Linked DNA regions of Homo sapiens: region 2 is linked to region 1. The links are chromatin loops, found by intact Hi-C in ENCODE. Cell type or tissue: heart right ventricle. All regions are shown on one strand. Links, peaks and the distances in the headings refer to the core of each region. The heading gives the core; the rest is flanking DNA. Region 1 overlaps NOS1AP (nitric oxide synthase 1 adaptor protein). Region 2 overlaps NOS1AP (nitric oxide synthase 1 adaptor protein).

Evidence for each region. Hi-C counts contacts between places; a loop is a spot of excess contacts. Peaks named below come from ENCODE experiments on the same cell type or tissue, not always from the same donor. Only the 100,000 strongest peaks of a DNase experiment are listed, where the experiment ranks them.
Region 2: it touches region 1 in a loop (2.4-fold over the local background); 2 of 110 quality-filtered maps call a loop at or near these places.

Annotation. Positions count from the first base shown.
Region 1 is chr1:162,274,586-162,283,638 of GRCh38, reverse strand. All of the region lies in intron 2 of NOS1AP (nitric oxide synthase 1 adaptor protein), which reads right to left. Among named protein-coding and RNA genes, the nearest start is that of MIR556, 63 kb to the left of the region's middle. In heart right ventricle, for the core only: no CTCF peak of the experiment used is centred there; a DNase peak (open chromatin) is centred at 4,296; H3K27ac peaks cover 1,317 bases.
Region 2 is chr1:162,208,980-162,218,032 of GRCh38, reverse strand. All of the region lies in intron 2 of NOS1AP (nitric oxide synthase 1 adaptor protein), which reads right to left. Among named protein-coding and RNA genes, the nearest start is that of MIR4654, 56 kb to the right of the region's middle. In heart right ventricle, for the core only: no CTCF peak of the experiment used is centred there; DNase peaks (open chromatin) are centred at 4,332 and 5,172; H3K27ac peaks cover 1,900 bases.

The sequences.
Region 1 (9,053 bases), core at 2,767-5,266:
TCAGTGAGGTCCAGGAAGGGGAAGCTGGGAAAAGCATCCAACAGGAGCCAGGAGTGAACACTCAATGGAAGACATGAGTAAGAACATCGATGAGAAGTTGGAAAGCTGCTGACAGATCAGCAGCCTCATTTCTAATCATCTCCTGACACCCCAGTGCTTCCTTTTTCCCAACTTCCCAAACTGCCTCCTAACCCTATATATCTCTGTCCTGGTCACTGAGTATCCAAGAAGGGGAAGCCAGAAGTCTGCAACAGCAGAGTGGGCATCTCATGAAGGGACCAGCCAGCCCTAAACCTGAGGCTATACTTCAGAAACAGAAGGAATAGAATTACTTCCTCAGAGTCCAGGGGAAGGGCTGGGGCCATCAGATGCTCCTCACACATTTAGCAGTCTGTTTTCACAAAAATGTGTAGCTCCCTAAAGAATCCCTGGATGTTTGAAAATACCTGATTTTTAACATATATTATATATATATGTTAAAAATATATATGTATATTAACATATCCATGGATTTTTAACACACACACACACACAGAGAGAGAGAGAGGGAGAGCGAGCAAGCAATAAAGAGAGAGAGAGAAAACAGGATCCTTGGTTCTTCAGTCACCTTGGCCAGAAATAATTTGGCTGGTGATACACTCTCTCACCTGCTTCATAGGAAGCAGGTCTCCCTCATTCTTAACCATAAAATTCATTTTGCCAAGTCCTTCTCACTGTCTCTGCAATGCTTACAGATGTCAGCCAAGACCTGCTTATGAGTCAAGGTGCTCAAAGGCAACTTCACCAAGGGGAGAGGATTCAGTTTGCAAAGGCAAACACTATGCCAGGCTCTGTAAGTCCTTGACTGTGTTCACTACCTATCTAGAAGGAGCTTTGGAGCTTCGCTTCTTGCAAATGATCACAGGAAATTTAAAAGTGGACTCTGACAGTGCTGCTGGGCATTCCAATCATATTCTGTCTATAGTCTCGGTTTCAGGAGTGTGAGCAGATCTCCAAAACAAAACCATAAGCACCTCTACCAAAGGTACTGTCTCACAAAGGGTTTTCAGAAAGTCCTTTTGCATGTATTATGTGATGTGACAGTCTAAAAATTTAGACAGTAAGATACAAAATCTGAGTATACCCATGTTCACAGCAGTATTTACAATAACCAAAAGGTAGAAGCAACCCAAATGTCTATCAATGGATGAATGGATTCACAAAATGTGGTGTATACATACAATGTAATATTATTCAGCCTTAAAAAGTTAGGACATTCTGACATATGCTACAACATGGTTGAATCTTGATGACAAATGGAAAATATTCTATGATTCCACTTATATGAAGTCCCTAGGGTTGTCAAACTTACAGAGACAAATAATAGGGGCTGAGCAGAAGGGGAAATGGAAGTTGTTTAACAGGTACAGAGTTTCATCTTTGCAAGATGAAAAAGTTCTGGAGATGGATGGTGGTGATGGTTGTACAGCAATGTAAATATATTTAATGCCACAGAACCGTACACTTAAAAAGGGTTAAAATGGTATTTTTATTTTTTCCAGATGAAGTCTCACTCTTGTCCCCCAGGCTGGAGTGCAATGGTGCAATCTCAGCTCACTGCAACCTCTGCCTCCCAGGTTCAAGCAATTCTCCTGCCTCAGCCTCCTGAGCAGCTGGGATTACAGGCACCTGCCACCATGCCCAGCTAATTTTTGTATTTTAAGTAGAAACGGGGTTTCACCATTTTGGCCAGACTGGTGATCTGCCCGCCCCAGCCTCCCAAAGTGCTTGGATTACAGGCGTGAGCCACCGCGCCCGGCCTAAAATGGTAAATTTTATGTCATGTATATTTTACCACAATACAAAAATGCAAAATCTAAAACACCATGTAACAAACACATTTGTTCTCACGGCAAGTCCACTTAAATTCTGCTCACGAAATGATATTTCTGGAACTCCCCCACATGCAAGTTAAACATGCCATAGTTTTCCACACTTCCATGTAATTGCATTTGCTATTCCCTATGCCTAAAATGCCCTCCCCACACCATCTGCCTGGTGAACTCTTGTTTATTCTTGAAATATCTGCTCACACTTCTACACAGTGAAGCCAACTCCCGCTTCCCATATCCTCCCACAGAGTTGGTTACTACAGCAATATGCAAGCCTCTATTATCACTCACTGTTGATTGGTTGATTATTTATTTATCCCACAGGCCATACCCTTCATGAGAGCAAGAAATATGACTGATACATATTTCTACCCAAGAAAAGAGACCAGGACATAGGAGGGTGATAAATGAATGTCAAAGTAATGAATATAGTTGACAGTGGTTATTCACAGAGCCCAAGAAAAGGCACTGTATATAAAGTAAGCCTTCCAGAAGTTAATTACCAAATTATTAAAATCTGGATTCCATTCCGAAGTGCAAGGACTTTAAGAACTAATCTTCCTTATATGGTCCATGGTCCACAGCACAGTACTGAGCACTTTATCTATGCTTGATACAGCCTTTTAAAAATGAAATCCTGTAGAGCTGTCATTATTGGCCAAAGCCACTCGTAATCATTTGACTGTACAGTTAGGAGTAATGATTGGGGGGATGGTCGTGAGATGAATTTCTGTTCTGTGGGCTACCCAGCTTCCTTAACTTCTGGCTCTTATGCCTATGGAACCAGAATCTTGGGGGCAGGGTTCCTGAGAACCATGGCAGTTTCTAATACTGATGTGTCTTGTATTGTTGATTTATATAAAATCTCAGAAATGCCAGCATGACCAACACCAAAGTTTGAAATGAATCTAAATTCCAGAATATCTATGAGGAGTCTTGGAAACACTGGGTAGAGACATTTATTTCCCATCTACCTACCTCAATCCCAGCATGACTTATTTTTGCAATAGATATATTATTGAAAATTGGGTATAAATAAAATCTCTGCAATCTCCAAAATACTCAAAAGGAACCACAGAAGCTACTTTTTAAAGAAATATTCATTGTCATTATATAGAAATGAAGTATCATCCTACTTTGTAGACCAAGGAGATCTAAAACTCAAGTTCTAAATCCCATTTGGAATACTTGATAAAAAGGCAGAATCACAGGCCCAGGCTTTAGAAATGTTTATTCAGCAGATCAGAAGTACGGCCAAAAGTTGGCGTTTTTTAAAATGCACATGGTAATGTAGACCATGCTATTCAGAAACACTACTTTGGGCCACAAAAGCAAGGATTATTATACATTTTTATTTGCATTAAGAATTGCCATAAACTAATCAATGTGTCTTAATCATATATGTACTATTTTTTAAGTATAGCTATTCTTGTAACAAGATAGATTCTTATGAAAGTGCTATTGCTAGTTGTTGTCATCCATTTTCTAAATCAAAAGCTAATAAAATAAAAAGTATTACTTTGGGAGGAAATTCCACAGAGTGCTAAGCATTAGGTATTCATACTTTACCTTTCATACATTTTTTACATCTGAAATATTTCTTTATTATTTATTTAAATAGAAACAGAGTTTTGCTATGCTGCCCAGGCTGATCTCAAACTCCTGGACTCAAGCAATCCTCCCACCTCGGCCTCCCAAAGTGTTAGGATTACAGACATTAGCCACTGCACCCAGCCTGAAATAGTTCATTAAAAAATTTATAGAGGAAACTTTGTATTTGAAATGTTTGAGGCCACCAGGGTTGACCAAGCTTTTCATCTTATAGATGAAGAAACCAGTGCCCAGGGATGATAAGAGACTTCCCAGGTTCATTAGCAGAAAACCCATATCTGGAACCTACATCTCCTGACTCTTGGCTCTGTGCTTGTTATGTTCCCCAACACTTGTGTCTTTTAGTAGCTCAGAATCATGGCTCCAGGAAATAAAATTCATTCATTCATTCCTCCATTCATTCAATACATGGTTAATGAGCTGTCTCATGAGCACACAAACCCCATTTTATAACAGAAAGCAAGAAGAGAAATAAGAACATATTGGAAATTAACTTCACAGGACCAGGAACATTCCACACCCAGGGACACATGTCAATAACGTGGGAAGGGTATGAAATACCAGTGAGGACAGAAAAACATGGTAAAGAGACCTTCTGAACTTAAGGAGGGCTTTGGGGCAGGAAATATTCAAGCTCGTTGCTGTTTGGAACGTTGAGAAGGTGGAAGAGCGGTTCATGCACACACAGATGTTCTGTGAGGAGGCTGCATTTCCACAGTGTCAGGAGACCAGCATGATGGCATAGGGCAAGTCAAACAGGCCCTGGCATGGAAGGCAGCGGCAGCCTCAAGTGCAAGCAATCTCGGACTGTGTACTCAGGGGAGCTCCAAGTGGCGGTTGCTCCCTGTAGAGAGGAGACGAGATAGCCCCGGGAATACAGCCATCACTTTTCTCTGACCAGGAGCATGCTGACAGGTCACGGGTAGCTGAACAACAACCTAAATGATTAAGGGGCCTGAAGGGCTGATTTATGAAGCAAGATGAGTACCAGTACTAACAATCATCTGCTGCTTTCAGCTGCTTTCTTCTCTATATCTCTCACAGCATGTTAAAAACAAGTATTAGAATCTTCTCTTCTTTAAGTAAAAAAAGAGACAGAGGTGGATGGCAAGATAAAAATACAACAGTATAAACCCTACTCCGGTCAATTCTATCATTCTCCACTAATATCTAGCCTAGACTGTCCTCTAAACTCCTCTAAATGGTTAATATATGATGTAAGTAGGAAGACTAGAGACATTAAACAACGTTCCTGGCAGAAAGCAAAGGTACTTATTTAAGGTGATGAATGTCCCAGTCACCCTGATTTGATCGTTACAATCTATATGAATGTATCAAATTATCACATGTACCCCAAAATATACACATCCATTATGCAGCAATAAATAGTCTTGCAGAGGAGTGGGGCAGAGATAACACTGTTACCACAGTATGATTCATATCTACACACACACACACACACACACACACACACACACACACACACACACACGTAGAAGGAGTAAACGTTTCCTAGTATTTAGAAGAGTCATGAATCAAGGATTTACGGTTTTCTGCCTCAGACCAAAAGTGGGTATGAGACAAATGATGAATCCTTTTGTCTTTCTAGGGCTCAATTTACCTCTCTTGAAAAGAAGGTAATCAATCATGTTTAATAAACCTCCCAGCACCTCTCACTATCTGCCACACACATCCCACACTTACCTTGTGAAGTTAGGTTAAACAATTTGCATGAAGTATTATGAAGTCAAAGAAGCTACACTGAATAGTAATGCTATTTCACAGCAAGTATTCACATTCTTAGCTACGTGACCTTGAGCAAGCCACCTACCCTACAGAAGGGTATAATTCTTCCCTTCTGTGAAGCCAGGGTATTGGGTTAGATTACACCTTCCCAGCTCTAAACATGACTCAATGTGATATGAACCTTCATAGCTCTTGTAGGAAGAGTTAGATGGGCAGGCACACTTGAGGAAGGTGGGGCAAATGTATACCAACATAGAAATGAAGGCATTTGGTGAGGCCAGGTCAATCCCAGAAGCAAGGGAAGAGGATGGAAGGCAGAAAGGATGCAGACAGATGGGGAAAGTTCTAAAATGGAAAAGAAGTTACTATAGTTTTGCATAGAAAGTAGGAGGGTGCTTAAGGGTTTTAAAAAGAGTGAAAAATAGAGGTGCAAATCCTGAACATAATCTTGGCAACAGCACTAAGGAATCAGGAAGAAGAGACACTGTAAATGAGAAATCTAGGAAAGACTAGAGACATGTATCAAGCACTGCATAGTAAGAATAAAGAAAATATCTGGATGAAATCACTATATAGACTGAGAAGCAGAATAAGGAAGTGGTCCCTAAATCCCTTGCCTGGAAAAGGTAGCAATGTTTTCACCAATGCCAGCACAGGTGAACACAAGAATGTGTTATACATTGAAAAAGTCTATCTTGCACTGGAGAATCAGGTAATAGGAGCTAGACAGGATGTGGGGGTCACACAGCCATTCATGTGGGACTGCTTTTCCTATGCTCTCCCAAGTCTTCTACCCGTTGAATTTCCCCATAGTACGCTTAGGGTGAGCTTAGACTTTCTAACATGATGAGCAAGAGATAAGGGTAAATTTGGAAAACCTGTGCTTGCATTCATCCATTAGGATAATACAAGTTCCAGATGTAAGGTGGCTGGGAAGAGAGAAACTACAGTAGGCAGAACTGATGGCCCCAGTGAATATTCGTGGTATAATGAAAGGTATGATGAAGAAGGTAATTCTTGAGAGATACTGAAGAAACTATTTGAGAAGGAGGAGGAAAATAATAAAATCAGAATTTGGAGGGCTCTCGAAGTCACAGTGTTGTCTCTGTCGAGCAATCATTCAGCCTCTAACAGAATACTGGCAGCTCTCTTTGAAAAGTAGTTTCTTACAATAAAACTGGAAGCTACACCCAGAAGATTCCACTTATATGATTCTCTAAACTGGTGCTTCTCAAACTTGAAGGTCCATATAAATCACTCAGGGACCTTGTTAATTTATAGGCCATTCTGCAGGTCTGGGGAGAGCCAAGGGTTCTTTATTTCTAGCGTAGTCTCAGATGATGCTGACACTACTGGTCCACAGACCACACTTTGAGAAGCAAGGAGCCAGAACCACAGTATGTAAGTCCAAAAGGTATTTGGATATGTCAGCTTTGTGAACTAACCATCTCTAAGGTTTCTTTCAGTGCTAACATTCAATGATTCCTACCAATTATATATGTCAATATTCTGAGTTACATAAAAATTGAGACATGAGGTGTTTCTCAGGAACAACCACCTTAAGATGGCCCCAAATCAAACTCTAACATACAACTCTCATACATAAATGATATAAATACAGTAACCAATACACAAGTTCCCAGAATGGAGGGGAATCTGAAGTTATTGACTTCTTTCAAGGCATAATAATTATCTACTGTCAGTAGGTGGCAATATTTCCTCGGGGTTATGGGATTGTAAAGTGGAACCATGGTTCCCAGCCTGGGCTGTAAACTAGAGCCAACTGGGAAACTTAAAAAATACTGGTGTCTGGATCCCACCCCCAGAAGTTTTGATGTAATTGGTCTAGAGTGCAGCCTGGACATTGGGCTTTTTTTTTTTTTTTTAAGCTACCCAGGTGATTCTCATGAGCAGCTAAGACTGAGGTCCACTAAAGTAGAGTGAGGTTTAGCAGACCATAGAAACTAAGAAGTCAGTGCTGGTCATCAAGTCACTCCTGATTCCCTGCGTCTCCCCGTTCTTCACTGGGACTGACTGATGCACCACATGATCTCTATTCCATCTCATCTTCTCTTCCAGCCCATCACCATAGGTAACTCCAAAGCTGCACCAGACATTACGTCGTCCAAATTTCTATGACAACAAATGAACTTGGGTGAAGAGATGCCAGGATGGTTTATGTAGGAAGAGCACTGTTTTCTGCAGGACTGTTTTCACCATAGCAAAGTGCCATAACCCAACTCATCCCCAGTACCAGCCTTGACTCCGAGGGTCAGTAAATTTTTTTCTGTAAAAGATAAAGTGGTAAATATTTTATGTTCTGAGAGCTATGTGATCTTTGTTGCAACTATGCAACTCTCTTGCTCCAGCACAAAAACAGCCATAGACAATACAGAGATAAATGAGTGCAGCTATGTTCCAATAAAGCTTTATTTATAAAGGCGCTCAGTGGGCCAGAGTTGATCCATGAGCCATGGTTTGCCAACTCCTGCCTTACCTCATTTGAGTTCCCTCTGAATTTTCTGTCTCCGCTCTATTAAAGCATGTGGCATTACCAAGCACAACCACTGTGACATCCAGAGTGCAGGAAGGAGTCTACTGGATAGAGACTGAAATGCGTGGGAGGGCCCCCGAAGACAGATGAGATTTGAACATGGATCCAAAGCAGAGCAAGGTGACTATTCAGAAACGAGGATGAAAATGGGAAGAAGCCCCCACTACAAACTGCAAAATCCTAATCCTGGGATTATTTTCCCATAGGAAAAACAATCTGTGATGTGAGGCAGGTTTCCCCCTCCAACTATGATGGAAATCTAAAGTCAAACTTGACAGGGAAAGAGAATGAACTACTGAGAGTGAGATGTGACCAGATCAGGCAAAAAACCAAAATGAACATGAAAATAAACCTCATACCTTATGCCAGAAATAATTCAAAGTGCATCACAGGCTTAAGTGTAAAACTATAAAACTTTTAGAAGAAAATGGTAGGCAGATCACCTGAGGTCAGGAGTTCAAGACCAGCCTGGCCAACATGGTGAAACCCCATCTCTATTAAAAATACAAAAATTAGCCGGGTGTGATGGAGCATGCCTATAGTCCCAGCTACTCAGGAGGCTGAGGCAAGAGAATCGCTGGAACCCAGGAGGCAGAGGTTGCAGAGCCAAGATCGTACAACTGCACTCCAGCCTGGGTGACAGAGTGAGACTCCGTATCAAAAACAAAAAACAAAACAGAAACAACAACGACAACAAAAAACTTTGTGACCTGGGTTTATATAGAACTTCTACATATGATACCAAAAGCATGATCCATAAAAAATAAAAAACTGATTAATTGAACTTCATAAAATTAAACTTGCTCCGTGGAAGCCAGTTTTAAGTGAATGAAAAGACAAGTAATAGACTGGGAAAAAATGCTTGCAAATAGGACACCTGACAAAAGATTTGTATCCAGAATACATTCATATAAAGAACTCTCAAATCTCAACAGCTGTAGACAACACCCGAAGTAAAAAATGGGCAAATGACTCAAATGGACACTTGATTAAAGGGGATATATTGAAAGCAAATAAACACATGTAAAGAAACCAACAAGTTTTGGTAGTTGGTTCAGTGTTTTTGTCTAACAGGAGGAATTGAGACAGGTGAGGCTCATGCCTAGGAAACAAGGCTAAAAAATTATATCTGCCCACTGGGATTTTTAAAGTCTGAATCTTGAGCTCCAGGGCCTATTGAAACACACTCAGACCTGATTACAGCTCCCTAAGACAATAGGGTATTCACCCAAGTCTGGAATAATGGCCTCCCATGAAAAGATGTTCAATAT
Region 2 (9,053 bases), core at 3,123-5,622, 66 kb after region 1:
ACCTCTCCAAGATTCAGTTTCTTCATCTGTAGCAAGAAGAACAGCACTGCCTCTCTTGATTATTTATGAGATGGAAACAAGATGATGTAAAGTCCCCATATGCTCAGTACATGGCAGACATAATTATTATTCCTACCACTGTATCTGTGAGTGGGAAGGAAGCTGAAACCATCCAGCAATTAGCATGAGGCCATCTCCAGTCTCGGTCATAAACCAGGCAGCAGGTTAATTTCAGGAACTGGCAGGCTGACCAAGTTGCTGAAAAATGCACAGAAAAGAGGACAGGATAAAGAGAAAGGTGTATATGTGGTTTTAATTATGGTCACAGGGTTAAAGTGGAGGTTGTGTCCTTTACTCTGGCATCAGGGAGCCAGCCACACTCTCACTCTGCCTCGCTGGCACCCATGATAATTGGGACAACTATACTCATTAAAGCACACCAGTGCTTGAACAAAAAGCCAACAACAAGGCCAGGCACAGTGGCTCACGCCTGTAATCCCAGCACTTTGGGAGGCCAAGGCAGGTGGATCACTTGAGGCCAGGAGTTCGAGACCAGCCTGGCCAACATGGTGAAACCCCATCTCTACAAAAGTACAAAAAAATTAGCTGGGTGTGGTGGCTCATGCCTGTAATCCCAGCTACTCAGGAGGCTGAGACAGGAGAATCGCTTGAACCCAGGAGGCAGAGGTGGCAGTGAGCCGAGATCGTGCCATTGCACTCCAGCCTGGGCGATAGAGTGAGACTTCATCTCAAAAAAAAAAAAAAGCTAACAACAGCTGTTTCAGGACCCAAATGGAAAGAGGTATGGTGTAGTGAAAAGAGTACCAATTTGGACCCAGACAAAAGAGTTTGAGTCGTATAGGCTTGTTTCCCTGAGCCTAAGCTTCCCCATGTGAAAGAGTGGAAACATAGAAGTACCTAGGTGTATGCATCACACAACTGGCACCAAATATACATGAACGCCCTTGCTCCTCTCCAAGTCAGTCACATAAAGCTCCTTCCCTTCACAGCAGGAAAAGATTTGATGATGAATCCTCTATAAACGATAACAGCACCCACAATCACAATACTTGCAAATGTGCTGAGCCCACCTTTAAATTTGCTATATGTGTTAACTCATCTAATCCTACCAAAACCATAAACTTATAAGTACTGCTATGCTGTCTTACTCATTGGATAGAAGAAGAAACCAAAGCACAGAGAAGTTTAGAAAGTTGACCAAGGTCACACAGCCAGTAATAGTCATGCCAAGATTTGAACCCAGGCTGCCTGATTCCACAGTCAGTGTTCTTATAACATTCTTATCACAATGTTTATACTTCTCTTTTCAAATATAATTATTTTATTTTACATTATGGTACTACCAGGATTACAGCAGGTTTGTCATGCTATCTGCAATACACATGTGATGTTGACAGGACAAATTGTAATATTCCCATTTGGTAGATGAATAAACCAAAGCATAGAGGTTCAGCGACTTGCCTAAAGTACATAGCAGGACTCAGAGGCAAAGCTGAGACTAAAATGCAAGTCACCAAGAGTCCAACTATAAGATGTAAAGCCCGCTCTAGAAGGAAATGGTCCAGTGATTGTCTAGGCACTGATAAAACCACTTTCAAAGGTGTCATTAATGTCCCCACAACAGTAGCACTGCTTTAGCCAGGGCAGAGTTACATGGGCATGGATCCTAATACAACCTCCAGTCCCAGCCTAGATTCCTTCCCTTCATGGCATCTGTGTGAAAGAGGGTTTTTCTTCTGGCTAGTGGGCCTAGCACACACCAGCAAGAGGAGGTCCCTGGCAGAAGTAAGAGTAGGAATGGGACACAGGTGGCTCAGAGTAGAGCAACCAATGAGAAAGCAACCTGAGAAGGCAAAGGAATGCAAATCAACGTCAATGGACTCAGAAGACTGATGACAGGGAGGAGATGGGGGAGGAGGGCAAGGAAGCAGCTTGCAGTTGGAGCAGGAAATAAAAGTGCAAATGAGAGGCTCAGCATGGTCTCCACTCGCCATCCCACAAACGGGTGAACACACACGGAAGCTGGACAGACAGACCAAGGCGTGGCCAGAGAACAGTGAGTTATAATGCTATGAAGGATATGTGCATGAGAAAGGTCTGATGGAAATTCTCCAAAATGCTAACAAAAGAAGCATGGTAAGATCATGGGTTATCATTGTTCCTTTCCTCTGTTTTCTAAATGTTCTGAAAGATTTATCATCTTTAAATCTGAAAGATTATAGAATTCGACATCATCACAACAGTCCTGGCTTGAGCCTAAGGTGCATCTGCCCGAGGTCTCAGGTCTGCCTGGGCATGAGTGGAGGACCCAAGGGGCCATTCTGCTGGAGACCATCTGGATGACACACTAAAGGGCCTGCTGGGAGAGCATCTGTTTTGAGGACAGAGCTGGGTCCTCAAGCTTGAGCCAGTGACAGAGCTCAGGCCAGGCAGCAGGTCAGTTATAAGCATAATACAGTGCCTGCCACTCAGACTGTCTCCTGGCCCAGCATCCATGTTTGCATCTTAGGAACAGGCCAAATAGCAGGACAGAGAGCAGCAGACAGCAATGACCCAGGGCTCATGAGCCTAGCCCCGCAATGCAAGTTAAGGTTTCACCACTTCAGTAGGGGACACAACACAGTGCTGCCACCTGCAAGGTCCAGTGCATCACCAGTGTGGCCCACCCAGCAAGCCAGTTTCTAAAAGCAGGGAGTGGCATGACCGCAGTCGAGTGCTGTGGCTCAGCTCTGGCAAGCCTCAGAAAGACTCGGCCCCGGGGCCTTGGCAAGGCACTTCCTGGGACTTACGGGCCCCGAGGCTAGGGGTGCTCAGGGCAGGCATCACCACACACAGGAGACAGGGAATCCTAGGCATCTCATGGTCCTGAGAGCACTGTGGCCTTGAGGACCCGTGAGATCCCTCCCAAGCATGCTCAAGAAATCTTGGAGAAGCTTCGCGGAGAATGCAGCATAAAAGCCCTATCACGGTGGGTTGGGGTGAAGCCAGAGGAATATTGTTTTCTGTTATTGAAGGTGTTCTGTTTTTGTTGCTCCACTCACTGATGTAGCCTGGCAGGGAGAAAGGTGACATTTTCAAAAAATGTTTAAGAATTCATTAATAACGATGGTAAATTAGTAACTCTGAGCAACTATTAGAGGCAAAAAAGAGAGAAATATGACTAACAAACAAATGTTAGCGTACAGACAGAACTCCCATATGCTGTCAGCCACTCTTCATGGAAGAAAATAGTAGCTATTTCCAGACCGAAAATTAGGCCAAATAGTAGTTCTGTGAAGTGATTCAAGAACACAATAAACAATAACAAATATACAATATAAGATAAAAGACAAATGAATACACAGTATCTAATGAAGAAAAGGCTACTTCACAAAATTAAAAAGATATGCAGCTTGACAGTAAAGGAGGGTTAATCAGCCATTTGAATGATGGAAAGGTTAAGAAAAACACTGAGAATTATTTTTGAACAGAAAAAAAAATTATGAAGGGAAAATCAAAACTCAGAAGCTAAGCAGCCCTTCCCTCCAGTCCCCATGGCACTCTATTCCTCCTGGGTGTACAGCCTTTACCACCGTGCATACTCACTTCCCCCTTTCCTTCTCCCTCCAACCAGACTGTGAGCCTGCTGAGGGCCATGCTGATATCACCTCTCTGTCTGGAGGCGGGCACGCAGCATAGTGCTGGGCAAAGAGTAAACAATATATTGGCTTTTACTGAATGAATGAATGAATGAATGAATGAACGAACGAACGAATGAACAAGCAAACAGATTAACAAAGGAACAAATGTTAAAGGGGCTGAAATAAATGGATATCTCTGAAAGACATAGGAAAAGGAACTCTGGTCCCACAGGCACACCAAAGAAGAAAACTCCTCCACTTGGCATTTAATTGAATTCAATTTTATATATTCTTTGATAGTTTCATGTGCACATGGCCTGTCCCCACTGAGAAGCCTTAAGCCCTTGAAGGCAGGGACCACAAACTTCTACTTCTATGTCCCCCATTATAGTGCCTGGCACAGTGCTGGATTTTAGGTCTTAAATAAATATTCATTAAATAGGCTTGAATAAAGAAGATGAGACGAGACAAGTAAAGTTACTTCTAGCGGATGAGGTTCCTTCATTTTAATTTATAGGAGAAATGAGCTGGCTATTTACCAAGCTTCATTGCAACAGGCATTCCTCAGGACAAAGAGAGCCTTTCAGAACTACACGAGCGGCGGCGCCTTCTCCAGAGTTCCAGGCTTGGTATTTCCAAGGGAGAGCTAGGGGTCAAATAGTAAAATCCGCAGGCACAGGCACATGCCAGGGAAGTTGGCACAGCACCTGCCCAGGCTGGGAATGACTCCAGGCAGCCTGACCAAAGTCAAGAAAGCTCATAATTCATCCAGAGGAGAACTTAAAAACAATCCAGTTAGTTGGATATGACTGCAGATTGGGCAACTGAATGTCAACCGAATTCAACAGTGAGGACAGAAAATAGGAGGTGGGCACATCCTTCTTTCTCTAAAGCACACAGCTCAGGTGAAGGTGAAAGGTCTCTGCTTCTTGTATTTGGCAACTCCAGCCATAACAATCTGTCAGCAAAAATGCCTGCACAGGATCAGTGGGAGAGTCTCCTCCCTCAATGCAAAAATTCCTGACCAGGCAGCTCCCCATATAACCACCACTGGATTAAAGGCTAGACAAAGGCTAATTACTGGAGAAGGAAAGGGTCTCAGACAGGAAATACAGTTGGTTATCACAGCTAATGTTGTGGATGAGAGTTGCTGGGGTATTTAAATATGTATTGGAATAAAGCAAAAGGGGTCATGCTCATACGTTCATTTCCTTCCTAAGGAAATGTACCAGGGTGTTCAAGTTACCTGGGACTCCCTAACTGTATCTAGATTCCTTGAGGGTGGGGAGGTGGGCGGCCAGCCCTGACCTGATCCCCTAGAGACACCCTCCACCTGCTTTTCCTAGACACAATGCCCCAGATCCACCCCATATTATTCAGGAGAGTCAGAAATGGTTACCCTGGGCAAGATCCACAGCTTGTCACTTGGGCTCAAGGCAGCTGTGTGACAGGCTTTCGAGGAACAGTCTCTAGGCTCATACAGCTGAACTTGTTGACATGGTCCGCCGTGTGCCGGGGGCACTCACTCCACAGAGAGTTCAGAAGCTACACGGCAGCAGCCAAAGTTCACAGGGTGTGTCGAGGGCAGAAGCAACATCCCAGCAGGAAGAAGGAGAGGTAGGAGACTCTCCACAGCCATCTCATGGCTATCCTCCACCCACTCACTGATACTTTCTAGGCCTGCATCCACAGCTAGACCCCCTAGACTGATCATGGGGCAGGAAAGTGTGTGGCTTCACTAAAATCCCGAAGCTTTTACAATTACCCCTGTTCTTATCCTATATCCCTTACCACTCTTCCACTACCACCACCAACATACACACCTATTACCAGACTGGGGTGGGCAGCGGGGTGGCGGGGGGCAGAGTTTACATATTTCCCATCCCAAACCCCAGTCACTTAGAGGTTCCCCATCCTTGAGTGTCAATGTGGATTTGTGATGGGGAGAGTAAATAGTTTGGTGCATAAAACCTAGACTGTGTTTCATGAGGGCAGGACCAGCCCATTTTGCTCACCACTATAGCCCAGCACCCAGCACAGGTGCTAAATGTTTACTGTCACCTGAATTAAGAGTTAACTGGTCATTAAGTAGATGAGGTGGGACTACAGAAGACCAGACCACTGCTCAGACCACTGATCATGCAGCCCCTGGTTCTCTATATGTCAAACAACACCTTCCCAGCCTTGCAGAGGGGGCCACACGATGAGCTGTCTCACCTTTTTCCTGTCCCTGTCCTGTCAAGTATAAAAACAAGAGGAGCCTCCAAGAGGGCAACCCGAGGGAGGAAAACTCAGCAACACAGGCAAGGCATCTCCTCCTGCAATCTGCCTGGTCCTTCCCCAGCTATAGCATCGACTAGAGATTATGAGCTAGGTTTACACTCCTGATTCTGTCACTAAGTAGTCTTATGACTTCATACCAACAATCTGAACTTTTGGGGTCTTGGTTCTGTTTTCTGTAAAATGATCTTCTTTTGTGGGGGGAAGCTACAAGTACTGGACTTAAATATACAACACTCCCAAGGATGATTCAGGGCCAGCTGCTGCTAATTCAGCCAGTCCCTCCGATGGCAGGACACCTAGAGACCCTGGACCCTTGTCAGTTTCCTTAACCAGGATACGGTCAGCAAAGTGTAAACAATCAGACTGCAGAGAGAGGAAGGAAAGTGGCTCCCCCAGGGTCTCAAACAGTCAAGAAAAAAACACAGGGAAACAAGGAAAGAAAGAGTTCGGACAGGAAGGTAGCCAAACAACCCACTGCCTCACTGGGTTTTTAATGCCCTAGGAGGTGAGTTATTGCTTCTGAAGTTGAAAAAAGAAACATCAATAAATAAGTGCTATAGATTGTATTGTCCCTCCCCCACCAACATTCTGCACTGAAGCCCTAAACCCCAATGTGACTGCATTTGGAGAAGGGGCTTTTAGGAGGTAATTAAAGTTAAATGAGGTTACAAAGGTAGAGTCCTAATCCCATAGGATTGGCATCCTTCCAATAAGAGGAGGGGAGGGAGAGAGAGATGTCCTTCTCATACATGCACTAAGGAATGGCTATGTGAGGACGTAGCAAGAATCATCTGCAACCCAAAGAGACAGCCCTTACCAGACACTGGACCTGCTGGCACCTTGGTCTTGGACTTTCCAGCCTCCAGAACTGTGAAAAATAAATTTCTCTTGTTCAATCCACCTAGCCTGTGATATTTTGTTATGGCAGCTGAGCTAAGACAATAAGAGACCCAAGAAGCCTGCTGGCTCTCTCCAGTCTCAAGTACCATTCACCCTCATTCCCAAGATGAGCCTGTCTCACATTCATTGTCCCCATGTGAAGATCTGCCTGGGTAGAAACAGCAAGAACACAATGGTGGGAAGTGGGGTGAGACCAGAGTAGCAAGAGACCAACTTTCTTCACATGGTAGGACTCCAGAGCCCCCAGGCTTGTGGGCAGCACTGCAGCCCCTCCAGCATCACAGCAGCTGCGGACTCCGTGAGCTCAGGGGCCTGACAGTGACAGCCAGTTCAGTCGCTGGGCCATACTCGTTGTGTGCAATAGCAGAGATGAAGAAATAAAGGCAGTCAGTGGATAGAGGAAGGCCAGTGCCATGGAGCTATTTGAACATGTCACTCATGCCCTGCCAACCAGAGCAAATGGATCTCCCATTCCACAGGCAAAGAAGCCTGGTGATGAAGGCAGCCCAGGAGAAGGAGGAGTCACCACCATGGCCTTGAAGCAGGCGAGTATCTGGAGGTAATTACAAGTGGCACCAATATGCCCAGTCAATTACAGAGTGGAACAGCAACTCCACACGGAGCCTATAAAATGCTGTCATGGAAAGCAAGGACTTCACAGAAAGATGCTGGCCTCAGAGAGCTCGGTGATATGACAGTCATGGGCCTGAGAGAAATAATTTCCAGAGAAAGTGGATTAATTCTGGTTCTCAGTCACAGCCAACTCCCATGACAGCTGATTCAGAGCCATGGGGAGATAGACAGAAGGTGGCAGGGAAAACAGTGTGGCTTTTGCTTGCTGTCGAGTGAGTCAGGGAGGCCCACAGTGAGAGAGGCAAGCAGAGCTGTGGGCTGGGCATGGGAGAAGTCACCGTGCTCTTGAAGGTCGAGCTGGGCCCCACAGCAAGGAGATCCAAGGAACCCACTCAATGCGTCTCTAAGCCCTTGCACCTCAGCCTACTCCACACTGCAAAGTTGTTGCTGAAGAAATGTAGTTAAAGTGATACTCTCTCCCCCTCAGAGCCTTACCACCCATCCCTCCCATATAATCAGTCTTTCAGACAGCAGTATGCCCATCTCTCTTCCTTCTCCTTTCACAAGGATCAAAATAATAAGGAAAAATTAACAAAAATATATACATTTTTAAAACTCCCAGGTTGGAAAGAACTTAGAGACATCTAGTCTGGTCACTCGTCTGATATCTCTATCTCTGCCCACTCTGCATCAGCCTTGGCTAAAATGGCCCCAGTGATGAAGAATTCCTTCCCTCCTAAGCTTTCTTCATCTTCCAACAACACTGATGACCAGAAAATTCTTGTTATACTGAGCCAGAATCCACTTTTCAATTGCCTGGTTCTGCTTTGAGTACAGAAGAGTCCCCCTGCCCTTGCCCCCCGCCCCCAGCTCTCAGCTTCATGAGAGCTTTCCAAAACTTGAAGATGGCTAGCAAGAGAGGGATCTTCCCAAAGTGTTGGGAGGGCTCTGGCCCAACTCTCTAATCAATTTCTCTTCCATGAGTATTTAAAAAGTGTTCTTTAGAATAATGTTTTCAAGTCACAGAATGTTCAGTGGTAGAAGGTATCATAAAGATCATTTATTCTTCTTCCTTCACAGATGAAACCCAGGCACAAAGAGAGGAAACTGACTTGTTCAAGTCCTCATAGACACTTAGCAGAACACCCAAGGTTATATTTGAGCTCTCCTCACATCCAGAGGTTTGTACTGGGTTCTCCTAAAATACCACTTCTCCTAATTTTCCCCAAGCAGAACTGTGCTATCCTATCGCCCTTCTATCTACATGCATTTATACACACACTTCAGTCCAGACTATTTCCAACTTAAAGGCTTGGACGTTTGGCTTTTGGTTGCCTGGTACAACCTTACATGTGAGACAGTCCCTGAGACACTTGGGCCCTACACTGGTGCCCATCCCTGAAGGGGCACCAGAAATATTTCTGGAAGTCATTCCCCAGCAAATTGGGAAACATCTTGTGCAAAAATTGCAAATACAGAGGCCCCATGGGGTTTAAAGGCCATAAATGGGATTCCAGAAGAGGAAAAATCTTACCCATAAGCTTATTCTTTTAATCAATTGTTTGAGAGTAATCTGAAAAAGGGTTGCAGAATTTGCTCATTCCCCTGCAGTGTTGGCATTCTGAAAGTAAGGGACTGCAGGCCTGTGAGTCAGCA